6 separate regions of the Homo sapiens genome follow, and regions 2, 3, 4, 5 and 6 are each linked to region 1. Evidence: chromatin loops called from intact Hi-C (ENCODE). Cell type or tissue: endothelial cell of umbilical vein. All regions are shown on one strand. Region 1 has its middle 21 kb from the start of TRK-TTT2-1. Region 2 overlaps UBASH3B (ubiquitin associated and SH3 domain containing B). Region 3 has its middle 35 kb from the start of SNORD14E. Region 4 overlaps MIR100HG (mir-100-let-7a-2-mir-125b-1 cluster host gene). Region 5 overlaps CRTAM (cytotoxic and regulatory T cell molecule). Region 6 overlaps UBASH3B (ubiquitin associated and SH3 domain containing B).

What was found. A loop is a pair of places that touch in the nucleus more often than their neighbours do. Peaks named below come from ENCODE experiments on the same cell type or tissue, not always from the same donor. Only the 100,000 strongest peaks of a DNase experiment are listed, where the experiment ranks them.
Region 2: it touches region 1 in a loop (11-fold over the local background); 58 of 110 quality-filtered maps call a loop at or near these places.
Region 3: a loop joins it to region 1, with 6 times the contacts of the local background. A loop is called at or near these places in 18 of 110 quality-filtered maps.
Region 4: a loop joins it to region 1, with 9 times the contacts of the local background. A loop is called at or near these places in 4 of 110 quality-filtered maps.
Region 5: a loop joins it to region 1, with 12 times the contacts of the local background. A loop is called at or near these places in 54 of 110 quality-filtered maps.
Region 6: it touches region 1 in a loop (14-fold over the local background); 60 of 110 quality-filtered maps call a loop at or near these places.

The regions. Positions count from the first base shown.
Region 1 is chr11:122,578,593-122,583,592 of GRCh38, reverse strand. It overlaps the pseudogene RNU6-592P. Among named protein-coding and RNA genes, the nearest start is that of TRK-TTT2-1, 21 kb to the right of the region's middle. In endothelial cell of umbilical vein, CTCF peaks have their summits at 2,349 (motif pointing right) and 2,930 (motif pointing left); DNase peaks (open chromatin) are centred at 2,402 and 2,802; H3K4me3 peaks cover 559 bases; H3K27ac peaks cover 588 bases.
Region 2 is chr11:122,793,440-122,798,439 of GRCh38, reverse strand. It overlaps UBASH3B (ubiquitin associated and SH3 domain containing B), which reads right to left. Exons shown (of 14, transcript NM_032873.5): 7 at 3,606-3,738; 8 at 2,164-2,284; 9 at 1,407-1,529. Among named protein-coding and RNA genes, the nearest start is that of CRTAM, 43 kb to the left of the region's middle. In endothelial cell of umbilical vein, a CTCF peak has its summit at 2,122 (motif pointing left); no DNase peak of the experiment used is centred here.
Region 3 is chr11:123,021,088-123,026,087 of GRCh38, reverse strand. No RefSeq gene overlaps it. Among named protein-coding and RNA genes, the nearest start is that of SNORD14E, 35 kb to the left of the region's middle. In endothelial cell of umbilical vein, CTCF peaks have their summits at 2,777 (motif pointing right) and 4,909; a DNase peak (open chromatin) is centred at 2,827; H3K27me3 peaks cover 267 bases.
Region 4 is chr11:122,212,934-122,217,933 of GRCh38, reverse strand. All of the region lies in intron 2 of MIR100HG (mir-100-let-7a-2-mir-125b-1 cluster host gene), which reads left to right. Among named protein-coding and RNA genes, the nearest start is that of MIR100, 63 kb to the right of the region's middle. RefSeq lists an enhancer at 2,235-2,284. In endothelial cell of umbilical vein, a CTCF peak has its summit at 2,346 (motif pointing left); a DNase peak (open chromatin) is centred at 2,363.
Region 5 is chr11:122,852,167-122,857,166 of GRCh38, reverse strand. It overlaps CRTAM (cytotoxic and regulatory T cell molecule), which reads right to left. Exons shown (of 10, transcript NM_019604.4): 4 at 3,081-3,224; 5 at 1,311-1,472. Among named protein-coding and RNA genes, the nearest start is that of CRTAM, 16 kb to the right of the region's middle. RefSeq lists enhancers at 442-651, 4,566-4,625. In endothelial cell of umbilical vein, a CTCF peak has its summit at 3,010 (motif pointing right); a DNase peak (open chromatin) is centred at 3,016.
Region 6 is chr11:122,778,727-122,783,726 of GRCh38, reverse strand. UBASH3B (ubiquitin associated and SH3 domain containing B) reads right to left here. Exons shown (of 14, transcript NM_032873.5): 4 at 4,032-4,230; 5 at 505-674. Among named protein-coding and RNA genes, the nearest start is that of CRTAM, 57 kb to the left of the region's middle. In endothelial cell of umbilical vein, a CTCF peak has its summit at 2,124 (motif pointing right); a DNase peak (open chromatin) is centred at 2,156.

The DNA of each region.
Region 1 (5,000 bases):
AATAAGAGAGGACACAAACAAATGGAAAACCATTCCATGCTCATGGATAAGAAGAATCAGTATCATGAAAATTACCATACATCCCAAAGTAATTTATAGATTCATTGCTATTCTCATCAAGCTACCATTGACTTTTTTTTTCACAGAATTAGAAAAAACTACTTTACATTTCATATGGAACCAAAAAAGAGCCCAAATAGCCAAGACAATCCTAAGCAAAAAGAACAAAGCTGGAGGCATCACCCTACCTGACTTCAAACTATACTACAAGGCTATAGTAACCAAAACAGCATGGTACTGGTACCAAAACAGATATATACATCAATGGAATAGAATAGAAGCCTCAGAAATAACACCACACATCTACAACCATCTGATCTTTGACAAACCTGACAAAAACAAGCAATGGTGAAATAATTTAATAGGTGTTTTCCCAGCACCTATTTAATAAATGGTGCTGGGAAAACTGGCTAGCTATATGCAGAAAACTGAAACTGGACCCCTTCCTTACACCTTATACAAAAGTTAACTCAAGATGGATTAAAGACTAAAATGTAAAACCTAAAACCATAAAAACCCTAGAAGAAAACCTAGGCAATACCATTCAGGACATAGGCATGGGCAAAGACTTCATGACAAAAACACCAAAAGCAATTGGAACAGAAGCCAAAATTGACATATGGGATCTAATATAACTAAAGACCTTCTGTACAGCAAAAGAAACTATTATCAGAGTGAACAGGCAACCTAGAGAATGGAAGAAAATTTTTGCAATCTATCCATCTGACAAAGGTCTAATATCCAGAATCTACAAGGAACTTAAACAAATTTACAAGAAAAAAACAAACAACCCTATCAAAAAGTGGGCAAAGATATAAATAGACAATTCTCAAAAGAAGACATTTATGCGGCCAACGAACATATGAAAAAAAGCTCATCATCACTGGTCATTTGAGAAATGTAAATTAAAACCACAATGAGATACCATCTCATGCCAGTTAGAATGGTGATCATTAAAAAGTCAGAAAACAACAGATGCTGGTGAGGATATGGAGATACAAAAATGCTTTTACACTGTTGGTGGGAGTGTAAATTAGTTCAACCATTGTGGAAGACAGTGTGGCAATTCCTCAAGGGTCTGGAACAAGGAATACCCTTTGATCCAGCAATCCCACTACTGGGTATATACCCAAAGGATTATATATCATTCTACTATAAAGACACATGCACATGTATGTTTATTGCAGCACTATTTGCAATAGCAAAGACTTGGAACCAACCCAAATGTCCATCAATGATAGACTGGATAAAGAAAATGTGGCACATATATACCATGGAATACTATACAGCCTTAAAAAAGAATGAGTTCATATCCTTTGCAGGGGCATGAATGAAGCTGGAAACCATCATTCTCAGCAAACTAACACAGGAACAGAAAACCAAACAGGGCATCTTCTGACTCATACGTGGGAGCTGAACAATGAGAATACATGGACACAAGGAGGGGAACATCACACACCCATGGCTGTCAGGAGGTGGGGGGCAAGGGGAGGGAGAGCATTAGGACAAATACCTAATGCATGCGGGGCTTAAAACCTAGATGATGGATTGATAGGTGCAGCAAACCACCATGGCACATGTATACCTATGTAACAAACCTGCATGTTCTGCACATGTATCCCAGAACTTAAAGTAAAATAAAAATAAAAAAAAGAGAGAGGTTATACATATCTCTCTGAGTGGCTGAAAAGAAAAAAAAAAAGATGAGATTTGGTTGGGGACACAAAGTCTAACCATATCAGAAGAGAAGAGGATGCTGGAGCTTAGCTCAGTTACTCTGAAAATTTCCTTAGGCCAAGCTGAGGAGGTAGGGGGAAAACAGTACCTCGATATTTCCTTTTTCTGTCCCTGGGTCCTTTCCTAGGCTTTGTGCTCCCGGCCCAGAGGCCAAGACGAGAAAGGAATGGCAGGAAGATTTGGGACTTTTTATGCAGCCAGTCAAGTAAGGTCATTATGAGTCTCTTGCCCAAATAATAGCAGGGCCCTAGGGTAATTCTTTGGTTCCTAGACGCATGAATGGTCTGCTGTATTAACCGGAGCTGGAAGATGGTAAGTTTGGAGAGCAAGTGCTCACATGCTGTGCATCCGGACAAGACTGTGCTTCCGTGACTAAGGTCTATGAATACACCGAGCACGTGGTTGGGCCTGACACCCGTGTCAGGTACTGGTAGGAGCAAGCAGTACTGTGTAATGTAGTTCTTTGAGAGGAAGATCTCAGCCACCATCAGAAGCATAAAAAGAAGGGTTTTGTTTGCATTAAGTCTGGAAAGAAACAGTTCACACCACTGGGTGGCAGTATGGCGCGCCTCTTTGTTTTTCCTGAGTGGCAATACTGTATTTTCCAGACTTACTAAGGAACCATGTTCCTCTCGGCCATATATAACTACCCTTTGCTTCCTGTCCTGCTCCCTGTGTCTCTGTCCCTACGCATTCTGAGCGTCAGCTGTGTGTGTGTGTGTGTGTGTGTGTGTGTGTGTGTGTGTGTGTGGTTGTCGTTGTCAGTGGTGATTTAGGAGAGGAATAAACATTTCCGATCAGTTCCGTCTTCTTTCCACACATTGACTTTCTGTACCTCTGAACTGCTGGGTTAGGTCCTTGTTAAATCTTTATTAATAAAGATTTATAGTGAATAATAATAATTTAAAAAAAAACCGGCAAGCCTACACACAACACTCTTGGGGAAGTTCATCTCTAGACTGAGATGTAAAATACTTCTGCTGAAAATATTCTTTGGGGGAAAAACCCTAAAGACAAGAAGGGACGTATTCTTTGAAAGATGAACTGGCGCTGCTTTCCCAGGGCAGAGGCAGAGGCGGAGGCAGCAGCAGACGGCGCCAGAAGTTACCTGCAGAGCTGCCCTGCCATCTGGTGGACAAAGGGGCACCTGCAGCTTGCAAACCGAATTGCAGGGCTCCCAAGATTTTAACATTTTAAATTTTTTCCACACCTCACCTGGATCAAGATTTTTATGAATTATTAAGCAAAACGAGAGAACTATCAAACTAGCAAGCAAAAAAGCCAATAAAATCCCTGTTATATATAAAGTTTCGGTGCCGCAAAAGAAATAGCACTCGAATATAAAATTTTCTTTTAATTCTCAGCAAGGCAAGGTACTTCTATAGAAGGGTGTGCCCTTACAGACAGAGCAATGGTGAGCGCACACTTGGACAAGGGATGGGAAGGGGTTCTTATCCCGGTCGCACGTGGCCCCTGCTGCTGTGTCCTTCCCCTATTGGCTAGGGTTAGACCGCACAGGCTAAACTAATTCCGATTGGTTAATTTAAAGAGAGTAACGGGGTGAGTGGTTTGGCGGGGAAAAAAAATGGTTATGCAGGGCGGAGAATGAGTCAGAGAGCAGCAGGTAGCAGGTAATCTGAATAAGTCAGGGTGGAGCAGGTGATCGGAATGAGTCAGGGTGGAGTAGATAATCGAAAAAGGTTGCTTTACGAGGAAGTTAAGTTTAAAAGTAGAAGGCAAAGAATTGAACATACTGACATATTGATTCTTTGAAGAGAAATTTAGAACTTATATCTAACAGCCCGAATAAATAAATAAAGACAATGCATGGTTGCCAGCTTTTTCTTTTGCTAATATTTTAAAAAATTGCATCTATGTTTGGCGTCCTCTTACCTCTAAAGGGCAATAACTTCCAAAGAGCTTGTGTATGGAAGCTCCAAAAGCGAACGAGAAAGTGTTGTTTTTTTTTCCCCCTGAGAGAGAGAAAAAAAGGACAACCCTTTTAATTGAATATTTAGCTTAATGGAATGATTATTACATCTTTCTTATTTTTATAATTCTGTTATAAAGGGGTGAAAAATTTATCAAGTTTCGGTAGTGGTCTAAGGATTGATATTTGAGAACCACTGGTCTAAAAGACTTCATGCAAATATTTTATAAATATCTGAGAACTCTGAAATATTTCAGCATAGGGACTTGGAGTTAAAGCACTGTATTCAATGTATTCAAAATGGCCTTTAGGGCCCATTTTAAAGCAAATATTTTATTAAAAATTGCCATTATTTCACTTTTTTCTGAGTCTTGCGGATTCTTACTGGCCTCTCACATTTGTTTCATCTTTTCCTGGCTTGGGAGGCCATTGCCTGATTTCAGCGTCATCACAGCACTTTCCTGAGGGCTGCGTGTTTCTTAGGTTGTCTCTGTTGATTGTACAAATTAAGCTTGGGCACCTACCACTTGGTATGTGTGTCCTTATAAAGTGCATAATGTGCTTCAGCAGCACGTATACTAAAATTGGAACACTACAGAGAAGATTAGCATGGCCCCTGTGCAAGGATGACACACAAATTTGTGAAGCATTCCTTGTTTTTTTTTTTTAACAAATAAAAAGGTACGGCTGGGCACGGTGACTCACGCCTGTAATCCCAGCACTTTGGGAAGCCGAGGCAGGTGGATCACGAGGTCAGGAGTTTGAGACCAGCCTGGCCAACATGGTGAAACCCTGTCTCCTAAAAATACAAAAAATTAGCCAGCCGTGGTGGCGGACGCCTGTAATCCAGCTTGTAATCCAGCTACTCGGGAGGCTGAGGCAGGAGAATCGCTTGAACCTGGGAGGCGGAGGTTGCAGTGAGCCAAGATTGCGCCACTGCACTCCAGCCTGGGCGACAAGAGTGAAACTCCATCTCCAAAAAAAAAAAAAAAAAAAAAAAAAAAAAGATATGAGCTCTGGATCACATTTTTTGAGTTTGAAACCATCTCAATCATTTACTATGTGACCTTGGAAAGGTAATTAATCTTTTTGTGCCCATTTTTTATAAGAATTTGACTGACAATTGCACTTGATTGTGAAAAGAAAGATTCTAAATCCTTGGGTTTCCTGAGCAATAGAAATGTCCTCATTATTCATGAGCCCTTTGGACCATACCTAAATTAATGCCAGTGAGATGACTCAGGTTGGGAGCTGGTCATGTCAGAAAGACCAA
Region 2 (5,000 bases), 210 kb before region 1:
CACCTGGCCCCTTCTTGTCTTTTCTTTCCCTTCCCTCTGGTGCTAACAAGTGGTAAAGGCTTTAGCTAGGAGATATTTAGAAACAGGACAATACTTTGGCTTCAAGTTTGTGAAAGAGGATTTATTTTATGAATATTAGGTCTTGTTTTAATTTTATTCTGTGCTAACCAAAATCTCAACATGTCATATTTTTAGATACCAGAGATAAATCCCAACACCTCATACTTTAATGCTATCCTCATAAAATCCACTTCTTTAAAAAATTTATTATTATTCTTAATTTAATTTTTAGAGATAGGGTTTTGCTCTGTCACTCAGGCTGGAGTGCAGGGGTGTGATCATACCTCAGTGCAGCCTCGAACTCCAGGTCTCAAGCAATCCTCTTGCCTCAGCCTCTCAAAGTGCTAGATTATAGGTGAGAGCCATCACGCCTGGCCTGGAATCCAGTTATTTTGTCTACTGGATTAAATCCAAACACCTTAATATGGTGGCCAAGGTCTTCCATGAACTTGCCTTTATCCATCTTGCTAGCCTCATCTCTGCCTTGCCTCACAATTTATACTCTAGACACAAGACACTTTGTTTCCCCTGCATTCCTGAGGCTGTTTCTCAAGCCTAAGACTCTTTATGTGGTCCCTCCCACTGAGAATGCCATTTCCTCACTCCTATTCCTTCTTTGCCCAGCTAACTTCTACTTCAGCTCTCAGCTCACCTCTTCACTCTTAGATGTCTTTTTGTGTTCCCATAATATTCTGTGACCATGCATAGCTCTATGCATATCACTATGTCTGGATGCATGCAATCAATACATACACATTAGTGCATAGCTCTATGTATATCATATTGTATGATATTTATCCACACATAAGTTTGTTTCCCTGACTCACACTTGGGTTCCCCTAGTCCAATACCTTGCACAAAGTAAGTGAGCACTAAATATCTGCTAAGTGACTGAACAGAAAATACTATCTCCCCGTGCCAGTAATGGAATGGGCTTGCAAAGAGCTAGGCATCTTCAAAGGATCAGTTGGCCTTTACAAATTCAGCAAGTCCAGGGTCCATCTTCTTCACTCTTGTCCTCTTCCACAGCCATGTTTGGCAGATGCTGCTGTCTTGAACTAGAAGCTGACCTGTCTGCTACATCCAAGAGTGAGCACAGTAACCCACGCCATTACTGGATCACGTGCTCCTCAATAAGGACCACACCTCATTCACTTTGGTCAACCAACCCAGGGCTGAGCACAGTGTCCTAAACTTAATGGTTGTGTAGTAAGTTCCTTTTGAATTGAGGAAACTTGTAGGAAAGTTATAGAAACCCACAGGAAGTGTCTTGCATATCCATGGTACCAGTGTTTTGAAGGAGGAGGCAAGAAATGCCTGGAGTGCAGTCACTCCAGGATACTTACCCACTAGTCTTGCTTGCATGCATCCAAACACAGTGATGGGAGCATCTTTCTCGTAATCTCGGAAACCACCACTCCGCTGAGGTAAACTATGAGGCATGTTCAGGTTGGTGCGTATGTAGCGGCCTGAAAAACAAAGAGGTTAGACAGAGGATACATACATTTCTTGTTTACTTGGGACTCCCTTACTGATCCTGACACTCTCCACCCCCATTCCTTCTTGGCCAAAGAGATCACACTGAGCTCTCTGGAGCTGATAGAAAATATCAAGGCTGACATTTTGTTTCATAAAGTGACTTGGAATCCACTTTTCCATTCTACTGACAAAAGTGACATGAGGTAGTTTCTCAGTGAAGGTAATAACCAGGCACTTTAAAGCAGGTGAGATTCCCTGGTTAAGCAAGCCTCTGTATCTTCAAATGCTACTCAAATGAAAATGGAACCGAGCGAGCCAGGGAGATTTAATGGCAGGAACTCTGGCCATAGGATCAGGGCACGTTTCTGCTGCTGACTTTGCCATATGACCTGGGGCAAGACATCTGTCTTCTTTGGTCCGTGGTATCCCAGTTTATAGAATGGGGACAAGAACACTTACTTCTTCTCTAAAGCTCAAGACAATCAGGAGGGGCTTACACATGACAGACATCTTCTATAGTACGCAAAACTATGAATGACTCCATCTAGATAACTGTAGCTTGACTGTGCCGCCTAGAGGCCACTATGGGTATGGCAGTGCTGAGCAGGCCCACCACCAACTCACCTTTGGCATCGAAGCACTGGGACAGCCAGTACTTCCCAAACACAACATCCATCCTCTCACCATGCCGACACACAAAAAGGCATCGCTTCTGGGGGCCGGGCTGGCTGTTGACCCTCAGCGGCTGCAGAGAAAGAAAGGCTATTAGTGAAGACACACATGGCAAAGTGGACATGTCTTGGAGCCAGGTGCCAGGTGAGCTGAGCTCTACTACCAAAGTTCTGCCAAGGTATGACTTGGTGAGGACAGTAAGACTCGTCCTACAGACCTCATAAGTTATTTGGAGGCTGGAATAAGATAAACTGCATGTGCTTTATAAAATAGGAAGGGTTATGAAAAGGGCATTATTGTTGCTACGGCTGCTCTTTGTAGGAGTAGCATTTGGCCATTAAAGTGGCCACTAAAATATGACGTCCACTTTAAGTTACAGCTCAGAGGTAAAACTAGCCATTCATGTAGAGAGAGCCATCTAGTGGGGCACCTTCCCCCCAAAAAGGGGCAATTCATCAACTTCTTCAGGGAGTGAGGACTTCTGTGATCACAAATGTGTCTACCTCTTCTCTAAAGTGTGTGGACAGACCACATGGTCCTCATGGTCTGCTCCAGTAATGAGACCCTGTTTTCCTATTCTAATCACTATGTAGCCTCTGCTGTCTGACTATATATATGATCCCCAAAATGAGACAACTGCTACCTCTGGGTGATGACATAGGCAAATCTAGTCAAAGGCTTGTCCAAATGACTTTGGCTTCTATAACTGCTGGATGGAACCTTACAGCTGTTTCTGCATTCCGTCTTTCTGATGCAGTCAGCTTTTCCAGTTTCCTTAGCGCGGGCCAGCACTTCACATTTGCTTCTAGTTGCCCTGACGTGGTTAATATGTGGAACGGTGGCATGATCCTTCCCATCTCTTTTCCTGTTGTTCCTTAATTTAAATCCTGGGCTCCAGCCACAATGGTTACTCTCTTGATCCTCAACATGCTTGAACTTTCAGCTTGCCTCTATTTGTACTGTTCAACAACGACTCCCTGCCTCCTTCCATCTCCAACCTTCCTTGAAAAAGTTAACACATACTGAGCACTCATTATATGCCAGTTATGGTGCTAAGAGCCTAATTTTATTATTTTCTTTAATCTTTGTAACAACCTACAAAACAGATACAACTATGGGCATTATTCCTACTTTAGAGATAAACTCTCCTCCTATCTCTGTGGAACAACGTTCCTTATGAACCTAGGTTCAAATGCTGGAAGTAACTGTCAGTACTGCTCATCTGACTCTTCCTAGCCTTGAATTTTTGTATATCTTTTATAATTTGGTGTACTTTCTTCCCAAGAGATCGTGGAAGCTTTGGAGACAGCAAGGGCAAGGCCTCATGCTTAATAAATAGGTTCTCAGTGAATCCTGGTTAGAGTTGGGGGTGTGACCCTAGCAATCAGCCTTACCTGCATGGGCTGGCAGATGATAGTAAGAGGAGTCGTCTCCCCGAGCCCCTGGTCCTCATAAGGCCGCCTCTCCAATACTCCATCCCCAAACGTGAGAGAGTTGGATGACGATGTATTTAAGATTGAATAAGAACTGCAGAGGAAGATAAGGAAGGTGTTAACTGCTCTGGCCAGCAGTCATCAGCACTTCCTCCTGGGCTCAACAGGAGTGTGGGAGTTAACTCAAAGCCCTCTGTGGGTAGCACAATGATGGGGGATGCTGAGCAGGAGTGGCCTCATTCCTAAGGGAAAAATACCTTGTTTTATACTGAAGTCTTGCAGTTAATAAATTAGAGGTAGGCCGGGTGTGGTGATCACACCTGCACTTTGGGACGCCGAGGCAGGCGGATCACCTGAGGTCAGGAGTTTGAGACCAGCCTGGCCAATGTGGCGAAATCCCATCTCTACTAAAAATACAAAAAATCAGCTGGGCGTGGTTGTGCGTGCCTGTAGTCCCAGCTGCTAGGGAGGCTGAGGTATGAGAATCTCTTGAACCTGGGAGGTGGAGGTTGTAGTGAGCCAAGATCGCACCACTGCACTCCAGCCCGGGCGATACGGCGAAACCCCGTCTCAAAAAGAAATAAGAATAAAAATAAGTAAATAAATAAATTAGAGGTAGATGGATTTCTGCACTGAGGACAGATATATTCATTCCTTTGGGCAGGGATGGATCCTAGTGATTTTGTGCCATGCATGGTTGGCACCAAAGACAAGTTCAAGAATAACAACGTATCAATGATCTGTTTGCAGCTATTTTTCTGGTTCAAAAGAAATCTACGATCCCTGTTGCCTTTAATATTTCCCGTGGTAATTTCCATCTGAAGTGAAGAGTGATGGGGGGTATTTTCACCATCTCCACCTCAGCCAGTGGCTCCTAACAGTCAAGGAAACTTTGTGCCAAAGTCCCCTATTCTACCCTCTTCGGTCTCCAAACCCTATCTCCCCCTCAATCACGCCTCCAACAAGATGATTACAAATAGAATTATTTCAGAGAAGACCATTCTCACCAGACGTTTAGAGCTGTGAGCCAAGAACTGTCATTTCTGAGTGTAACACTATAGCTACAGAAGCCTAAAAGAGGTCTTGCTGAAAGGAAGACAGTCAAAACCTGCCAAGCTTAAATTATTGTCAATAGTTAAGACTTCCACAAAGCTTTATCTAATAAACATTGCAATGTAAATATGGTTGTTAGGCAAATCCAGTGAACATCTTTGGAATCACTGAGCAGAGTCCAGGGGAAACATTTAAATTTTATAGATTTCTTGCTTCTTTACAATTTGGGTAGCCATCCATCCCAGTTTGCTCCATATACTCCTGGCTTGCATCTGTTGATGAGGCAACCCGTTTAGGCTACCA
Region 3 (5,000 bases), 440 kb before region 1:
TTAAGCTGGGACGATGTCTCAGTTTTTCTTTATCTTTTCCAACCTTGACACCTTTGAAGAGCAGCTGTCAGTTATTTTGTGGAACATCCCTCCATTTGGGTATGTCTGCATTCCTTGCAGACATTAAATTCAGGTTATGCATTTTTGGTAAGGATACCACATAAGGGATGCCATGTCCTTCTCAGTGCATCATATCAGGAAGCACACAATAAGCTTTAATCTTGGTTAAGGCTATATATGCCACATTTCTACATTGTGAAGTTATGACATTTCTCACTGTAATTAATAGGCATCTCATGGAAAAATACTTAGAGACTAAATAAATATCATGTTTCTGGTAATAATTTCATCCATGAATTTTAGCATCCACTGATACGTTCTTGAAAAACAATTTTTACTGTGATCTTTGCCATTGGTGACTTGCTATTTGCATCACTCCTTCTGCATTTATTAATTGGAGTATTACAGTAAGAAAGAACTTTCCTTTCTTCCTCATTTATTTGTTTATTCAATTTTTTATTTAAATAAGTATGGGCTCATGAATATTGCTTTTAATCTGTGAGTGAACATTATTATCTTTTAAACATTTTTGTTGTTCAGATTGTCCCAGATCTAGGAGTCTTACCAAGTTGGCTTGTGTCATTTCAACATGTGTCCATCATTTTTTGAGCACTTCCTTAGTTACTAGCTCCACAAGATGTCCTAAGTTCATTCTGTTCTTCCCTGCCCCAGCCGTATAATCAGCTATCTGTTTAAGTAGACCGGGTTCCTTTTTACTGGAGAATAATATTTAGAAAGAAAGATCTGCAGTGAAATCCCGTCTCTACTAAACACACACACACACACACACACACACACACACACACACACACACACACATTAGCCGGGCGTGGTGGTGGGTGCCTGTAGTCCCAGCTACTGGAGAGGCTGAGGCAGGAGAATGTCGTGAACCCGGGAGGCGGAGCTTGCAGTGAGCCGAGATCACGCCACTGCACTCCAGCCTGGGCGACAGAGCAAGACTCAGGCTCAAAAAAAAAAAAAAAAAAAAGATCTGGGCACTAGATGCTTACTGCTACTGGGGTGTCATTGTTTCCTCCCTCAGTGATCAGGGCTAGGAAATATACGTATGTGTACACTTAAACATGTCTTTACTTATTTCCCTGTCTCTCTATTAAAAACTATGACTTTGCCGGGTGCAGTGGCTCACGCCTTTAATCCCAGCACTTTGGGAGTCCGCGGTGGGCGGATCACGATGACAGCAGTTTGAGATCAGCCTGGCCAGCATAGTGAAACCCTGTCTCTACTAAAAATACAAAAATTAGCCGGGCGTGTTGGCGCACTCCTGTAGTCCCAGCTACTTGGGAGGCTGAGGCAGGAGAATTGCTTGAACTCGGGAGATGGAGGTTGTGGTGAGCTGAGATCTCACCACTACACTCTAGCCTGGGCAAAAGAGAGACTCTGTCTGAAAAAAGAAAAAACAAAAAACAAAAAACAAAAAAAACCTATTATTTTATATTGATACCTCCAGTTCCATTCCAGCTCTCAGGGTTCATTCTATTATTTCCCTTTCTTGTTTTTAATTCCTTTCTCTGACAGTAAAAAATTCGGTGGTTATTATTCACAATGTATTTACTTATTTGTTCAACACTAGATTACACATAAAACAGTTTTAGAATTTCCAACCTACAGCCTTGTGAAAAACAAATTTATTAAATACAGTAAAATTTGTGTGCTCTTTGCGTTTAGAGTACATAGTTAAATAACAGTCCAAAGTTACTTAATTCTTTTTTCTCACCTCTTTTATTGTGGTTATGTTATAAACCTGTAATAAATTGAATGCATTTTTTTTTCTTTTGAGACGGAGTTTCGCTCTTGTTGCCCAGGCTGGAGTGCAATGGCGCGATTTCGGCTCACCGCAACCTCCGCCTCATGGGTTCAAGCGATTCTCCTGCCTCAGCCTCCCGAGTAGCTGGGATTACAAGCATGTACCACCACGCCTAGCTAATTTTGTATTTTCAGTAGAGATGGTGTTTCTCCATGTTCAATGAATATTTTAAAACATAAATAGTATTTGTAAAAATATATTGAAAAACACCATATATATGGAACTGTCTTGCAGACAACTTGAAGGCTTGGAGAAATATCTCCAGGCTAAGTACTCCCAAGCCTGTAGGAGGGTTAGAACCCTCATCTCTTCCTACCTTACTCCTTTCACCGGATGTCCTTATCTGTTTCTGTATCACCTGTTTCCTTAGTCCTGTGGGAAGACATTCTCACAAGTGCTTTAAAAGTCCTGAACTTCACTCTAACCCACCTCCACTGAAGTTTCCATTGGTTTGGCCGCAGGTCAAATAAAGCCTTTTTGTTCCTTTTTTTTTGAGACGGTGTCTCGCTCTGTCGCCCAGGCTGGAGGGCAGTGGCGCGATCTCGGCTCACTGCAACCTCCGCCTCCCAGGTTCAAGCAATTCTCCTGCCTCAGCCTCCCGAGTAGCTGGGACTACAGGCGCACGCCGCCACGCCCAGCTAATTTTTTGTATTTTGTTAGAGACGGGGTTTCACCGTGTTGTCCAGGCTGTTCCCGAACTCCTGAGCTCAGGCAATCCGCCCACCTCGGCCTCCCAAAGTGTTAGGATTACAGGCGTGAGCCACCGCGCCCGGCCTTTTTTGTTACTTTTAATACCACTTTTGTCGCTGGGGAGTTTTCTACGCTATCAGCCCTACCTGGATCAAAGATCTCACTGCAATCCCTTTTCCTTTTCGCTTGTGCTGAAGATGGCCACCAGGTGGCACTTTAGAGTCTCCTTCGGCCCCATTTTGAAAGTCAGCTGCTTGGATTCGGTTGACTTTAGAAAGCAACGTATTCATGAGATGGGAAGAGATATTCTAGTTGCTTTTTAATTTTAGTTAAGAAATTTCCTGCCATTTAGGTCCAAGCAAAATGAAAAAAAGGAAGCACATTTCAGCCTCTGTCCTCTTCTTTGCCTAGGAATCTTGAACTCCTTCCATCTTCCTTTATAAAACTTCTCTCAAGGAAAAACAAACATACATATTTGTTGATAGCCAAAGCGGGTTTATCTAAGAGTGACTGAGCTCCTTGGTCTATCAGCCTCTGCAAAAGAAGCTCAGACAGGACATCAAGAGGCTGGAATCCAGGTAGAAACTCCACCACTGACTCTCAGTACTTCCTTGAGTCATTTAGCTTTTTTGGAGCTTCAGTTTTCTTATGTGTAAAACAAACGGATTGAACTCCATGCTCTCAAACACAAATCCCTCAGATGCCAGGTGGATACCATAAATCTATGAAGAGGCTGAAGAGGGGTTTAGGACAACAGGATCTTGTATCGACTAAACTAGAATTACAAAATGCATGCTCTATGAAATGCATTCAAATTTAAATTTTTAAAAAAAGATTGAAAAGACCAAACAAAATACCTCTGGGCATTGAAAGTGTTCAGAAAGCTCCTAGTGTGCAGTTTGTAGACTGGAGAATCTTTATCACTGAGGTTTCTTTTCTTTTCTTTCTTCTTCCTTCTGTCTCACTCTGCACCCAGGCTGGAGTGCAGTGGTGCAATCTTGGCTCATTGCAGCCTTGATCTTCCAGGCTCAAGGGCTCCTCCTGCCTCAGTCTACCAAGTAGCTGGAACTACAGGCACGAGCCACCATGCCTGGCTAATTTTTGTGTTTGTTTTTTTTTGTTGTTGTTGTGTTGGATTTTCACAGTGTTGTCCAGGCTGGTCTCAAACTCCTGAGCTCAAGCAATCCATACGCCTCAGCCTCCCAAAGTGCTAGGATTACAGTTGTGAGCCACCGTGCACAGCCTCACTCATGCTCTTCTATCTGTTTGAAATATTAGCCACTACCCCTGTTCTCCATCACCTCTGCATAACTAAATCCTAATTTTTTTCTTACAAAACCCACTCAAATGCCACTTACTCAAGGATGTTTCCCTTGATTTGAGTCTTTCTAAATTAAAAGATTTTTTTCTTTCTTCTGAATTCCCCTCCTTTTGGCCCTTATTGCTTTTTTAACTGTATTATTTATGTGCTGGTCATCAGTCTTTCACTACATATTTACTTTTAAGATCCTTGAGAGCAGAGTCCATGTCTAATTAATTTTATGTCTCCAACATCTGGAAAATCAGCCAACAAATATTTATTGAGTACCTAGTTGATTCATGTTTACGTGATTTTAGGCACTCAGCACAAAATTGTGGAGACTTAATAAGTGTTTGCTGAATTAATGGTATTAAATGGCCAGCCAGGATAGCAAAAATGAGAAAAGAAGATACTACCAAATGTTAGTGAACATGTGGAAGAATTGGAAATCTTATACTCTGCTGGCCCCTATAATCTTTGCACTCCAGTGTGTTCCAATCACTTTTTCACTTTTTTTTTTTTTTTTTTTTTTGCAGACAGATTCTCTCTCTGTCACCCAGGCTGGAGTGCTGTGGCACAATCTCGGCTCACTGCAACCTCAGCCTCCCAGGTTCAATTGATTCTCCTGCCTCCGCCTCCCAAATAGCTGGGACTACAGGTGTATCCCACCATGCCCAGCTATTTTTTTTTTTTTTAATTTTTAGTGGAGATGGGGTTTTGCCATATTGGCCAGGCTCGTCTTGAACTCCTGACGTCAAGTGATCTGCCCACCTCGGCCTCCCAAAGTGCTGGGATTACAGGTGTGAGCCACCATGCCCGGCCTCCCATCACTATCTTATGTTGCATGGCAAGAGGGATTTTGCAGATGTAATTAAGTTTACTAATCAGTTGATGTTACAATGGGAAGATTGAGCGGGCCCAATCTAATCCTATGAGCCGTTTAAAAGCTGAGAGTTTTCTTCAGCTGGGGGCAGAAGAGGAAGTCAGAGAGATTCAAAGCTCAAGAAGGACCTGATGCATTGCTGCTGATTTAACAATAGAGGGAGCCCCTGGGCCTGAGTGTGGCCTCTGGAAGCTAAGAGCAGCCCTCAGCTAACAGCCTGCCAGAAAATGGAGACCTCAATC
Region 4 (5,000 bases), 370 kb after region 1:
ACACTTAAACTTGACTTCTATTGAATAAATACAGCCAATACAGGACAGAAAAAGAAAAAATCTCAAAATGGATCTGAAACTGACCTTAGATGACTCTTCCAGGCTGCTAACAGTGTGTGCAAGGAGTGTCACCTTTCTTCTGGAGGGCTGGGGAGAGAGGCTAATGCTGAGAAAGTGCACCTGAAGCTTTGAATGGTTGCCCTAGGGCGGGGAGGGGGCACAAGGCACGAACTCAGTGATCTCAGGAATAAGACTGCCATAGTTAACAAATGAGAATATGATATATGAAGTATCTGAGACATACTACACTAAAAAACTATTTGTTGTTTGTTCAAAATTCAAATGGAACTGGGCAGTTCTGTTTTTATTTGGCAACCCTACTTAGTTGGGAGGAGCTGTAGGGAGAGGTATCTGGGAAACCATTAAGAAGTAGAAAAAGGCCGGATGCAGTGGCTCACGCCTGTAGTCCCAGTACTTTGGGAGGCAGAGGCAGGTGGATCACAAGGTGAGGAGTTCGAGACCAGCCTGACCAACATGGTGAAACCCTGTCTGTACTAAAATTACAAAAAATTAGCTGGGTGTGGTGGCATACACCTGTAATCCCAACTACTCAGGAGGCTGAGGCAGGAGAATCACTTGAACCCAGGAGGCAGAGGTTGCAGTGAGCCAGGATCACACCATTGCACTCCAGACTGGGTGACACAGCGAGATTCCACCTCAAAAAAAAAAAAAATTAGAAAAAAAGGAGTCTCCCAGCTGGTGAGTGAATATTATAATAAAGACAACAACAAAGACACAAGCATCATTCCTGTGCCATGTATTTGGAATGAGATTTGTATAGGACTTCTAAGGGGCAAAGTGATGGTCAGGGAGGGCTCTAGATAACATCAGAACTTAGTTTTGAAGGAAACTGGAAATTCCCCCAAAAGGATGATGGTGGGAGTTGAGGAATGGCATTTCAGGCAAAAAAAAAAAAAAAAAAAAAAAAAAAAAAAACATGTCCAAAGGCATGGAGTAGTCAAACAACTGGAGTGTCCTTCTCCATGAAGCCTTTCTGGTCACATTCAGAGGGAATTCACCTTGCCTTTCTCTGTTCTGTCATCACCCTTTGTTGCAGCCTAAATCACATAGCCCTTATACTGTCTGCTACTGGGACAACTGTGATGTGGGACCCCATAGAGCTGGCAAGTGGCAGGTGGCTCATGGAAAAGACTCCAGACTTGTCTACTGTCCTAGTTGAGCAGCGAACCCAGATGCTTTTTGCAGAATATTGATTGAGAGCAAACACATCAAATGTTTCAATGATTTTTCAAGCAAAGCAACATTTTGCTATAGTGTATGTATATGTACTTAAGTAAACACTGAAAATGGATTTATATACATCAGAGCTTAGGCATCTACTTCCCACGAGAGAAGTAACAACATGAAAGTAAACCAAATGGAAAAATAAGTAATATTCTTTGCATTCCCTGAGATTTATCCCAAAGCCAACCCTTACTGCTTAAGTGGATGAGGGAAGATTCTCCATTGCATATCTCAGCAGTCTACTGCTTGTGCCCGTTATCTTTTGGAGGGAGGTTGTCTCGTATCTTGTGTGTAACGCTTTTATTCTAGCTTTTAGAATCAGCTGCTTAAAATTCCTCGACTTATGGTGTTAGGTAAATAGATAAGTAGGACTATGCTTTTTTGTCCCATTTTGGGCACACAAACAGAAGAACCTTGGATACTTACTGGAGGGGAACTTTCTCCCTTCTTCCCCCAGTGATATGCTTTGGAGGAGAACTTATGCAGAGATTGGGGCAACAAGAAGGTGCCTTCTACTAGCTTTAAGAAGGAGATAACATTTCCATTTTTTGTTTAAAAATGTTGATTTTCGAGGCTTTACTAACTGTAATAGGTGAGGTTTTTGTTGTGAATATTCTGTTTGCGTTTTGTTGCTGGAGGGAAGGAGAGGCTATTTGGAGAATGATACCTGGCTCATCAGCTGCCCTAAGGGTTCAAAGTGACTTGAGCCTTTCCTCTCCAGGAGCTCTTATATTGCTCCTGAACTTAATGTTATGTGTTGTCTTTCTCTTTCATTTTCTTTGCACATTTCCTAAAGTTCTGAAGTCCTTGACCATCGAAGGATTTTACCTAGATCTCTGACGACCTACCTTGGCTTTTCTTTACCGGAGAATTGCCCATCTATGGTTCTTTGCTCCATCTGTGCAATTTGCCCTTTTCAGGACTTGAGGACAACATGGTCGCCTTTGCCTTGCTTGGCTGTGGTTTGGGGTGGCATTAACACCATGATTTCTTTCAGGGCCCACTGAAGGTTGGTTTCTGCGCTCCTGCGCCACCTGCTGTCACCAGCTCCAAGTGCAGGCTCCCCAGTCGCCAGCCCTGGGCTCCCGGCCCCAGCCAGAGTCCAAACCTCAGACCAACCAGATGTTACTTAGGCTGCCAGATTTCTGTCTGGGCCTTATCTGTACCGTCTTCACTGGCTCACTAGATCAGAATCCCAAATGTCCCTGGATGACTTGCCTCAAGTCACGCAGACCCTGAGCTCTTTGGCCAGAAAGAGGAAGCCTGTTTGATTGGGGGTTGCTGACCAGTGGCTCCTGCCAGCTTTCTGAATGTGTGGCCAGTGGAGGCCGGCCTCTCCTTAGCAGTGAAAATGCAAATGGATTTCTTTAGAAATGTCAACAGACACTTGACACTTATCCTTTAAGGTACTCCCCAACGTGTCTCCTGACTGGGCCAAATTTAGTTTCTCCCAAATTGCTCAGAAATGGAATGTTTGCTTTTTACTTTTTAGCACTCTGGGCTTTTCTACAAACTCATAAAAGTTGGTGATTCTAACCAAGGGATCACAAGAAAGTGGGGTGCTACTTTTTATGAATTAAATTCAGTACCCCCATTATTCTCTGTTTTAGGTTGAAGATCTCTTGATGTCAGGGACTTATGCATTTGCTCCCTCTCCATCACACACAGCCTGGCACACAGTAGGTGCTTCACACAATCTTGTTAAAAGGAGCAGACTCTATCTGGTCAAAATCATTCTTGGAAGTTCTTTTCTATTTGTTTGTTAAAAGGAAAAATGGCCAGAGTTGAGACTGTGAAAGTTCATTCCTGATTTCAGACCAAAAAAAATAAAGCTGAACCTGAGAGAAAAACAATGATGAGTGCAAGTTGTGATTTCTATGATCACTCTGATAAGAATGAGGATCGTGACCGGCTGTGGTCTCCCAAGGTTTGAAAAAAGAGAAATATATGCATGCAGGAGAGAACTGAGTTAGATATGAGATAGAACTTCCTAAGAGCAGAGGTTATGGGATACCCTTATAAAATACAAATGGGGGTTTATGCTAGCAAATACTCTAGAGAGAGATACACATCCATGTAGTTCAATAAACACTTATTAAATTCCTGCATTATGCCAGCACTGTATTAGATACTGGAGTAAAAAAGATTGTAAAGTATAGTACCTGGTCACCAAGAAGACAGAGACTAACAAGCAGACAATTTCAATATAATTTCCTGATTGCTAAGAGAGAAGTATATGTGCCCAGGGTGTTGTGGGAGAATATGAAAGTGCACTAATTCAAGCTGTGTAGTCAGGGAAGGCTTCCTGGAGGAGGTAGTGCTTCTACTGAGTCTTACTATTGGGTGAGAGATATCTAGAGAAATAAATGCAGTCAGCATATTCCAGCAAAGGTGGAAAGCTAGATTAGCTGATGTACAAACATCTTCAGGTCACAGAAACTCCTTTTAGTCCTTCTGAATTGAGTCATCTGGGAAATGCTGTTGTCCCACAAGAAATGTCTTACAATTCTGGCAGCCTAAAGGGGCTCAGTTTTCTATTGCATGTTCAGCTTGTCACCTTGTTAGGACAGCCTCTTATAGACTTAGGAGGGAAAGAGTAAAAGAGGGAATCTTATTTTCATTTGCATCCAAGGATCATGATCCATTAAGCAGCCTCTGTGCTCTAACATTCAGGGAGCTGCAGGACTGGCATATCCTTGATGCATCAGATCTGATATATTTGTGTTCAAAGGGAACAAACCAACTACTACTGATAAGTTCTCTCACAGCAGCTACTTTTTGAGTTCCAACAGGTTGTTGTACCTAGCCCCATTGTACAGGTGGGGAAACTGAGGCTGAGGGGCACAGAGTCACTTTCTAGGCCCTGGGGAATAACTATTGGCTACTGCATAGTAATTTAGCTTCTTATTTCTCACTGTACCTTCCCAGGGTGGGAACCTCTGAGAGTCAATTTTCCCAGAAAGAGGCACTTTCGAAATGGCAGGCCTGTTAGTAATGGCCTGTTTCCACTGGGTATCCTGCCCATTGGGCTGGCACTATGGGAGTGGGGGTTCCCAGCCACCCCAGGGAGGTCATTCAATCCCAGCCATGGCAGCTGGTGTCCTTGGTGCCCTGGACCACCATCAGAGAACGGAATCTGCGGGAAAACAAAGAGTGCAGCCGTGGCGGCAGACCTGAGCCCTCCACGCCTGCTTGCCCAGGGCAGGTCCCAGTGGGGTTAGTGCCAGGGGCTGTGCTGATTCTCCACCCCCTTCCCGGCCCCTCGGCTCATCTGCTGGCTTTCAGAACTCCAGCCATCCTGAATGGGTCTTTGTGCGCACCCCAGGAGCTGGCTCGGAAGAGCCTGATGGAAATGCTGGACAGAGACATCTCCTCTGGATCCAGGCACAGCCCGTCATGGTGCCATCTTGCGGGAGTCAGGCTTTTATTGTTTCACCACGTTGCTCTATCTGGGAGTGGGTTGGGACCTGGTGAATGGGAGAAATATTCTGCACCCCTGACAGTGGGGTCATGGGTAGGGCCGAGGGGATGGCAGCACCTCTGTCACTTTCCCACAGCTCTCTTTCCCACGGTCAGTCTTTGCTACTTTGCCCCCCTGAGATGATTGTGATAATATTAATAACAAGAGGCATCGTTAATGGTCACTCCCGAGGTGCCAGGCATTGTGCTGAGGGTTTCATTCCATTGAATACGTG
Region 5 (5,000 bases), 270 kb before region 1:
TCTTTAGCTATAATTTTGAGTCATACAGAGCTATAGCCGTAAAGGTGGAGAACTGCCATTTCCCCCTTCATAGTAATTTTTGTAGATGGCTTGAACAATTGCTGAAAATTAAGAATGCATTTTTTTCGACATTGTTGGTTCTCCTATTGAAGAACCTGAATGTCTTTAGGAAGCTTTTAGATACAGGCTCATCCCCCACATGCCCTATGCTTCAGTTCTACTGCTGGAGGTGGAGGCGTGGGGTGGGGATGACTCACAGAGGGGTGGGGGTGGTTGTGTAAGGTTACTGTACAGCTCGGTCTGTAGGTCCATGAGTCTTACAGTGCAGCTTCTGCAATGACTACTTTTGGTTTGGTGAGAAAGTGACCCATGGAAAGTTTGTGGTAGTCAGAGGGGGCCTGTTAACCGCAGCCACAGCCCCCACAGGGCATCACGGCAGCTTTCCCACAGTGAGGTTCTCCTAAGCAAGCTTGCCTTTCAGCATCAGCGATTTCGTCTGATAAAAGAGCTTTTTCAATAAATGCATTGTCATCCAACAGTTTCCTCTTTCACTGATGTGAGTAATTCCTTATACTTTAGGATTTGATTACACAGAGAAGTACCTTGTAAAACAGTGAAACTCAGAGTCCTACTAATTGCAGACTTCTTACAGGACTCATGCATCTTAAAGGATACCTCTTGGCTCAAAGAGTTGTGTACAGTTTTAAAATTATTTCTTGGACTTTTGGGGAAAGAATCATAGAATAGAGGTTCTGAGAATGGAGGCAACTCCTCTTCACATTTAATATTGGATGTTTAAAATGGTGTTCAACTCAGAATATTAACATGGTTAAACTAAAATCTTCAAAGCAATTATAACAATAAAATAAATCTAAACAGGAATTATGTCTTCATGTATCTGTGTGTTTCATATTCACATAAAATGATATTGACAATTTAGGTTTATTTCAGCTAACATTATCTCCTTCTGGGTCAAGTACAAAGATGCAGTATGATTCATATGATTACTCCAAAAACACAACAGCAATAAAACGATTTAAAGTCATTATCAAAAAGCAAGCATGACACTATTTGCATATGGCGCTGTGCTAGGCTTTCTGCTCAACTGGGGTTCTTTTGAACATTGGAATAGTTGGAATTCCGTCACTCACCTGGAGAAATTTCAATCAGTACAGGAATTTGCTATTAGGAAAGCTTTGTTGGCAGTAATCTTAATCTGAAGGACTCTGCCCACTGCATTTAATTTTGTTTGATAGTGTAATATTAAAGTAAATCAAAAATTATTCAAGAGAATCATTAGTTCTTCTTACCCAAATCTTCAAACCGGAAGGGTGCTACTAGTTTTCTCCCTTGCAGGCCTCTGTGTCGGATAATGCAGTCCACCGTTGAATTTTTGCCATAAGTGTGGATTATGAGAGTGCTGGTAGTATTACATTTCTTCCCATCAGTTTCAAATTCATGGAGCGTTCCACCTATGTAGCAATTTGAAGAGGTTATGGCTATTTAATGCTACTGGATGAGGTTGGTTCTATTAGAGGCCAATGGCCTTGACTTCATGGCAAACATTAGATTTCTAACCTCATTCTAACCTCAGCCAGTTCCCTTGTATAGGCTTGGTTCTGGTCACAAAGGCAAACAGATGAATGAGAGTAGATGATGGTTTTCTACAAACTTTTCACTACTGGAAAAAAAAATTCAAAGCTTAAGAAGGACAGCTTGATGTTGTTATGAAACACAAAGATCCAAGACCTTATTCTGGTTATATGAATAAGGCGAATTAAAGGGAAGTCTTATAATGAAGTAGAATTGGCACTGCCCTGGGAATCAGATCTGGGTTTAGGTCTTTTCTCTCTAGAACTCCATTTGGCCCTCAGTGTTCTCAACTGTAAAGGGTCCTTTGCAACTCTAAGAATGTTGATTACAGGCCGGGCGCAGTGGCTCACGCCTGTAATCCCAGCACTCTGGGAGGCCGAGGCAGTTGGAACACCTGAGGTCAGGGGTTCGAGACCAGCCTGGCCAACATGGTGAAACCCTGTCTCTACTAAAAATACAAAAATTAGCTGGGTGTTGTGGCATGCACCTGTAATCCCAGCTACTCCAGAAGCTGAGGTAGAAGAATCGTTTCAACCCAGGAGGCAGAGGTTGCAGTGAGTCAAGATCGTGCCACTGCACTGGGAGACAGAGTGAGACTCCATCTCAAAAAAAAAAGATGGTTGATTACATAGATATCAAAGGTAATGTCTGTTGAAATGTAAGCAAACTATAAACAGTACCCAGACACCATAATTAATTAGTTATTCTGTTTCAAAGGCTCAACCTTTAGGTGCTTTGTTACAAGAATATTTTTAATCTGTTCTTGTGGGTATGACACAATATAGTACTATACAATATAGGGAAGATCATATCTGTTCCAATTATATGTATTATGTTAAATATATTTTCGATTTTATATCTGGGAAAAAGTTTATGCTCACAGATATTATACTTCTTCTTTTTTTTTTTTTTGATAGAATTTTGCTCCTGTTGCCCAGGCTGGAGTGCAATGGTGTGATTTTTGGCTCACACCACAACCTCCACCTCCTGGGTTCAAGCAATTCTCCTGCCTCAGCCTCCTGAGTACAGGCATGCACCACCAAACCCAGCTAATTTTATTTTTAGTAGGGACGAGGTTTCTCCATGTTGGTCAGGCTGGTCTCGAACTCCTGACCTCAGGTGATCCACCCACCTTGGCCTCCCAAAGTGCTGGGAGTACAGGCATGAGCCATTGTGCCTCGCCTGAGATATTATACTTCTGTATTATACTTATTTTAGACAATTTTGTGAAATTTTAAGAAGTCATTATAGTTCACTTTAGATTTTTACCTGTTTTAAACAAAAACATTTTCAATATCTATGATTAGCCTTTCAAGATTAAGGCATAAAATTGATTGGTTGTAAGAATAACTTGTCTGGAAAAGAGCTGATGAAATATTAAATGATGTCTTCTGGCATTGTCTGCCACTAGAGGGTGCCAAAACATTTAAAAATCCCCTGGAAATTTGAGTAGGAAGGAAGACAAAGAGAACCATTTCTCCCCTTACCGGACACTTCCATGCTATTCCCAAGTAGCCAGGTTATCTGCGGAGGGGGCTTGCTTCTCATGGTGGAGCACATGAGTACAACATGTTCTTCTCCATTTTGCTTTCTGATAACTGAAGCTTCCAGGATTGGCTTGAAAGGAGTTGCTAGAACAAAATGGATTTTTCTGTGTTAATTAGATATGAGTCTGCATATCTCAACAAAGCACAGAGGCTAATAATCTGTAGGTGATTGTTATAGGGTATACTCTAATTAATGGGCTTTCTTTTTTTTTTTAGACTTAGTCTCCGTCGCCCAGGCTGGAGTGCAGTGGCACGATTTCGCCTCACTGAAACCGCCACCTCCCAGGTTCACGCAATTCTCCTGCCTCAGCCTCCTGAGTAGCTGGGATTACAGGCACCCGCCATCACACCCAGCTAATTTTTGTATTTTTAGTGCAGATGAGATTTCTCTGTGGCCAAGCTGGTCTCGAACTCCAGACCTCAATTGATCCGCCCGCCTCCACCTCCCAAAGTGCTGGGATTACAAGTGTGAGCCACTGCGCCCGGCCCATATTTTTTAACTTAATCTCTTCCAGAATACAGTCATGTTAAAGGGCTTTCATGTGCTTGCAAAGCTACTTTGGCTGAAGCCAGAATGTGTATTACTCAGTGTGTTGTTAGTCTCTGAAAATTCCCGAACAAGCAATGTAGCAACAATTCTTAAAATGTGGTATATGAGGCCGGGCGAGGTGGCTCACGCCTGTAATCCCAGCACTTTGGGAGACCAAGGCAGGCAAATCACGAGATCAGGAGATCGAGACCATCCTGGCCAACCAACATGGTGAAACCCCATCTCTACTAAAAATACAAAAATTAGCTGGGCATAGTGGTGCACGCCTGTAGTCCCAGCTACTCGGGAGGCTGAGGCAGGAGAATCGCTTGAACCTGGGATGGGGAGGTTGTGTGCAGTAAGCCGAGTTTGCGCCACTGCACTCCAGCCCGGGCAACAGAGCAAGACCCCATCAAAAAAAAAAAAAGGTGCATTTATCTTATAAAGGGCATGTTCGTCCTTTTTCTTTATACTTCTGTCTTGGAAATACTTTTTAGTTAGGCTTGCTTCTTCCTGTTTCCCATTCTACTTCCACTTCAGTCCAGAACTGAGCTCTTCCCCATTTACTTAACTCACCCATCTGCCATCAAGACCTTATAAAGGCACTTCTTAGCTCCAAATATACATTAGATGTGTTACTTGTTGGCAATACGAAGATGAAAAAGGTATGATTCAAGGAGCTAATAGTCTGGTGTGGCTTCAGCCCCTAAACTGTTAATGAAAAGATTATGTGTTGAGAGCAATGACAGAGTATACATGGGGTGTTATGAGAGCCCAGAAGGGCACACAAGCAGCTGAGCCAGGATGTGTGCTCCCTTACAAAAAGACAACGCTGAGCTGAGTCACAATGGTTCTCAAACCCCTCCCCGAGAGCCACTCCTTCTCAGCTACTTTCCCATCATGCCTTTACCGTATGGCAGGCACCACACTGCAGTAATTCAACAGGAGAAGTCTAAGACATTCATTTGTGTGATATGTGAGATGATGTTACTTAGAGATCAATAAAAAGCAATGTTTTTAATCGATCTGTTCTGCCACAAAAAACAAAACAAGTAAGGATAGACATACTGGACACAGTTGACCATCTGTAGAACTGAGTAAGTCCCAGGTAATTAGGAGGCTGTCACTTCCTATCCGCACCTCCCAATCCCGCCCTCCTACAGAAAAGAGGAATTGTTTGGCAGAGAGGATTTGAGCAGATCAAGCAGTGCAGCTACATCTGAATTCATTCTATCTTAGGATTTGCTGTCATGAGGTTCCACTTCATTTGCATACATGTTTTTCTTCCTGAGCTGGTGCGCAAACTCCTTATGGGCAGAGATTGTGCCTAA
Region 6 (5,000 bases), 200 kb before region 1:
ACAACATTTAAAAATTCCAGTATGCTCCATGGTACTTTGCATGATACAGATACACAGCAAATATCTGTTGATTATGTCTTTGCAAGTGTTTTTGTTTTTTGTTTTGTTTTCTTTGGTATTTATATGTTCTTCAACTCACCTAAGGTCAAAATGATGTCTTCCATTAACACCATAAATTTATATAATATTAAAAATTTTCCAATATATTTTTTATTTATTCTCTCCCATTTCATTTCTTTTTTGCTGGAGTTGGATTGGCAGGGGAGACAGAACTAGGGGGATGTTACCCAGATGAACCACTTGTGACCCAGAGAGGAGGGAGGCAAGCTGGAAGCCTCCCAGTGAGGCAAGCAGAGGCTGGACACAATCCTGAGCCAACGGACTCTCTGTTAGGTGCTTGCTCCATTTTTCCCCTGTAGGTACCCATCTCCCTGCAGCAGCGAGCTGCTGATTCTGATTGCATCCCTGCACCTGGTAGCTTCTGGAACCACAGTGAGACATTACCTCATGGTTAGCAAATCGGATATCCCGAGAAAATATGGTAGCCACCCAGTCACACCCTAGCTTGACGTCAATGTTCTGGGCCAGTTTCTCTAGGGTGGGTAGGTGGCTGGCTTGGAAGTGGTAAGCCAGGGTCACATGTAGCTGCTTCTTATGAGGTTCCACATGCACTTCTGGAAAAAGGAAGAAAAAGGTCAGTAATTAAAAGGTGGTGATGATAGCAATGGTGAAGACTTAAGGAAAGGCATAGAAAGGTACCCTGAGAAATTCTGCTTCCCACATAACAAAGAAGACAAAAGACGTTTCTCTCCTTCACAGCAGTAGAATAAGGGGGTAAGGGGATGGCAAGAGATTCCGAATCAAGCCACTGTTCAAGAGATAGCCACCATACGGCTTTCCTCTAGGAGCTGCGGGTCAGCTGAGGGCAGTCCTTTTAGTTAAGTCCTTCTCACAACATTCCAGTTGGTGGTCACCAGCCCCACCTTTCAGAAGAGGGCACTATGACCTACAGTGATGAAATAATTTGTGTAGAAATACAAAGCATGTTTTATAGCTGCGTGACTCCCAAAGCTCTATTCCCTTCATTTTGGAATCACGTGTCTTAGCTTCTGGGTGAGATTGATGGAGAAATGAGGGGAAAAGATGGATATTTTCAAAGTTTAATGCAGGGTTTCTCTCAACAGCATTTTGGGTTGAATAATTATTTTTTGGGGGGGGTGGCTGTCCTGTGCATGATGGGGTGTTTCGCAGCATCCCTGGCCTCTACCCACAAGACGTCAGCAGCACTCTCCAAGCTGTAACAATTGAAAATGACCTCAGACATTGCCAAATGTACCCTGGGAGACAAAATCACCCTTAGTTGAGACATACTGGTTTAAAGTATACAGACTGTTATTCTAAGATATCCCAAGAGACAAAACAAAACAACCCTACCTATAGGAGGGAATGGCTTTTTTTTCTCTCTCTGGTACTTTTTTTTTTTTTTGAGACAGGGTCTTTCTCTGTTGCCCAGGCTAGAGTTAAGTGGCATGATCATAGCTCACCACAGCCTCCACCTCCTGGGCTCAAGTGATGCTCCCACCTCAGCTTCCTGAGTAGCTGGGACTACAGGTGTGAACCACCATGCCTGGCCTCTTTTGTATTTACAATGAGGGAGAATCATCTACTGTACAAACTAGAATAATGAAGAAGTTGCAACTAGAAGAAATTAGGGAATTTGAGAATTTAAGGAACTTGGTCAAGTCACACAGAGAATTAGTGGCCCAAGATAGAACTAGAAATTGAGCATTTCGGTTTTAAGTACTTTTTCTTTTATACTGCATTGCCTTTCTTTGGTGTAAGCCCCATGAAACAAGGTTTTTGTCTCTCGCTTACACTGTATCCTTACTCAGCATATCATGCAGGTTTTCAGTACTTGTTAAATGAATAAATGCACATGAATGAATCTCCCTTGACCACTTCAAATGGAGGAAGACACTAAATCTACTTGATGATATCTGGTCCTGCCAACAACTGGAGAATACCAAGTTCCAGGGCAAAGACATGGTGGCCGGCTTCCCATGCTGGGTAATAAGGAGCGGGACCAGCTAAGCTGCGCAGGGTCATCCAGTTCTCCACATCCCCACCAGGGGGCCACACAACAGCAGAGAAACGAAGCCGGCCAAGTTCTTCATGACAGCAGGATCTTGGAGAGGAATTGGCTCCACCCGCGTCCCACAGGGAAAGCTGGGGCTTCGACTGCTGCTCACTCAGTATGCACTCCAAGAATCTGTGCGGCCCTGGCTGAGGCTTGCTTTTCTCATTTGTGAAGGATTTGGGTTTTGCGGCTTTGACATTAGTTTTGGTCCTTGTGGGGATTTAGTGGTTCTGACAATAACTACTGTGGGATGAGAGAAAGCCATTTCCTTGAGATTGAGGGATAAGAGCAGGAAATAATTTGCCTCTCAGTTATGCTCTTTCTCTGAAATATTAAGCTCCTATGAAATGTCAGGCTTCACTGAAGTCAGGACCCGGAGACTAGTCCCGTCGCTGAGGGAGAGGAAGAGGTGGGGGTGGGGGTTGCAAAGTCTAAAGAGGACCCCTCCCCAGGTACAGAGGGGTCTTAAGGTCCTTGTGTTCCTTCCGAGAGCACTGTGATCCTGCAGTGATACTGAGCCCCGATCCCACTCATAGGTCCCAAGTCCTGTGTGGTGCTTTTCTGGTAAAGAGGAATATGGAACAAAGGGCCTGAGATGGTGATGAAAATAGCAGCAGGGAACAATGGCAGGTGAGGGATAGGCCAAAGGCCAAAAGGCTAAGGAGCAAACTGCGGCCTTGCTCAGGTCTTCCCCCTCTCTGGCACTCCCTAAAATTAGGGGTAGGGGAATTGTACGTCTCCTCCAGCTTTGCACTCAGCACTCGGCTTCCACTGTGCATCCTGCACCATCCACTCTGGTCAGGGCAGCCTCCCCACTGTCCTCTGCTCACACCATCTCATGCCTGCCTGCCTGTGCTCCTGCCACCCGCCCGCCTGCAGGCCTTTCCTCCATTGTCCTGATCAACATCGTCCCAGGGCAAGTTTCCTTCCTTCCGTGAAGGTAGAACCACCCCTTTCTCTTTTCAGAGCTGATGTTACACAGGGCCTGGCCGGGAGAAACCACTTCTTGTTCTCTTCCCTGTAGCACTCCTCATGTAGGAGAAATCCTCATAGTAGGTGACCAGTAAGTACCTGCCAATTGTGATTTCATGCTGGAGCGAGCCAAGAGGCTCTCCCCCCACCAGATTGTCTGTCTGTTTCCCTGCTGTCATTGAGCTAAGTGAGCTTGTCCACACCTGTAGTCAGACAGGAGAGCTTTGCAAACTTCTCCCTCTTTTCACCTCCATCGTGTCTCCTGCCTTGAGCACCCCCTTAAGCTAATTCCTTTGACAGGAAATCTCAGGTGTCCTGAACTAAGAGCTCCCATGAGAAGAGCAGGAGACATTTGGAAGGGGTTACATTTTTAGACAGACTCTTGGGGCTTGGGGTCCTGTCTAATGGTTTTCAGCAAGTTGAAGGGTATTGGTTCAGTGGATTTTATTGTGATATAATACGAAGTGCTTCCACTCTTCTCTCTATCCTCTGCTACCCACTGAGAAAAGATCTGGATTGTCATGGAGTGAACAATGAGACCCAGATAAACACCTACATGGGCGGGAGCTTGGGAGGGAGAAAGGATGTTTCTTTAATTCTGAATTAGGAGGAGATGGTGGTGCTACAAAGAAATACATTTCTAGTTCAGTATGGAAGTCATTTGTGAAACTTCAACTTGGGTGTTAGGGAATAAGCCTTAGACGGTCTCTCCAGGTCAGCAGAAGAGGGGTTGAACGTTTTTACAAGGGAGCAAGACGTGGGGTGCTGCAGGAAAAGGCTGTTTTTTTGTCACACGTCCATTCCTGCAGGGTCCTCCACCTCCTGACCCCATCCTGCTCCTCTACCACTATTTCCTATCCTTTTTCCTTTCCAACTCTTTGATTGACAGGGCCCAGGGCTGGCCTGGCAGCTGTTTGCTCACCGGTTTTGGATGCAGCCTCTGCAGCAAAGTCAGCAGCAAACTTCTTGAGGACCTCCGCACTGTCTTCCTTTACAAAGAGGCCGATGAAGTTGGACGACGTATAGAGCTCCAGGGGCAGCGGGGCCGAGAACTTACATTTCCAGCGACTGACCGTGGTCTGCAGGGCTTCCCCCAGGGCATCCACCTTGCTGTCCTCGCACTGGCAGGGAAAACAGGCAGTCTTCACTCAGAGACAAGGGGAGATGGAAGTCTGCTGCTACTTAACATTGGCATCCTCTCCCCAGAGACTGGAGGAGGCTGATAATGCAATTACTTAACCACTACCCCTGTCTGTGGGGAGAGAGGAACTGCAGACTTCCAATTATTCAGACACAGATTACCCAACTGGTGGATTAATGTGGGGAACACATGACCTCTTCCCTCCTTTCCTTGCTGTGAAGTGGCCCCCGTGAACCCAGCCAAAATGCTGCAGGACTGGTTGAGCCGAAAGCAAGAAAGGGGAGCGAGATTGGGGAGATATTGGTCAAAGGACGTAAAACTTCACTTAGGAGAAATAAGTTCAAGAGACCTATTGTACAGCACAGTGACTATAGTTCATCATAACATATTATATGCTTGAAAATTACTAAGAGAGTAGAGTTTAAGTGTTCTCACCACAAATGCCTGATAAGCATGCGAGGTAATGCATGTACAATTAGCTTGATTTAGGCACTCCACAATGCATACATATATTCAACCATCATGTTATACGCCATAAATGTATATAATTTTTATCAATTAGAAAAAAATCAGGCTGGGCGCAGTGGCTCATGCCTGTAATCCCAGCACTTTGGGAGGCTGAGGCGGGCAGATCACTTGAGGACTGGAGTTTGAGACCAGCCTGACCAACATAGTGAAACCCCATCTCTACTAAAAATACAAAAATTAGCCAGACATGGTGGCGGACGCCTATAATCCCAGCTACTTGGG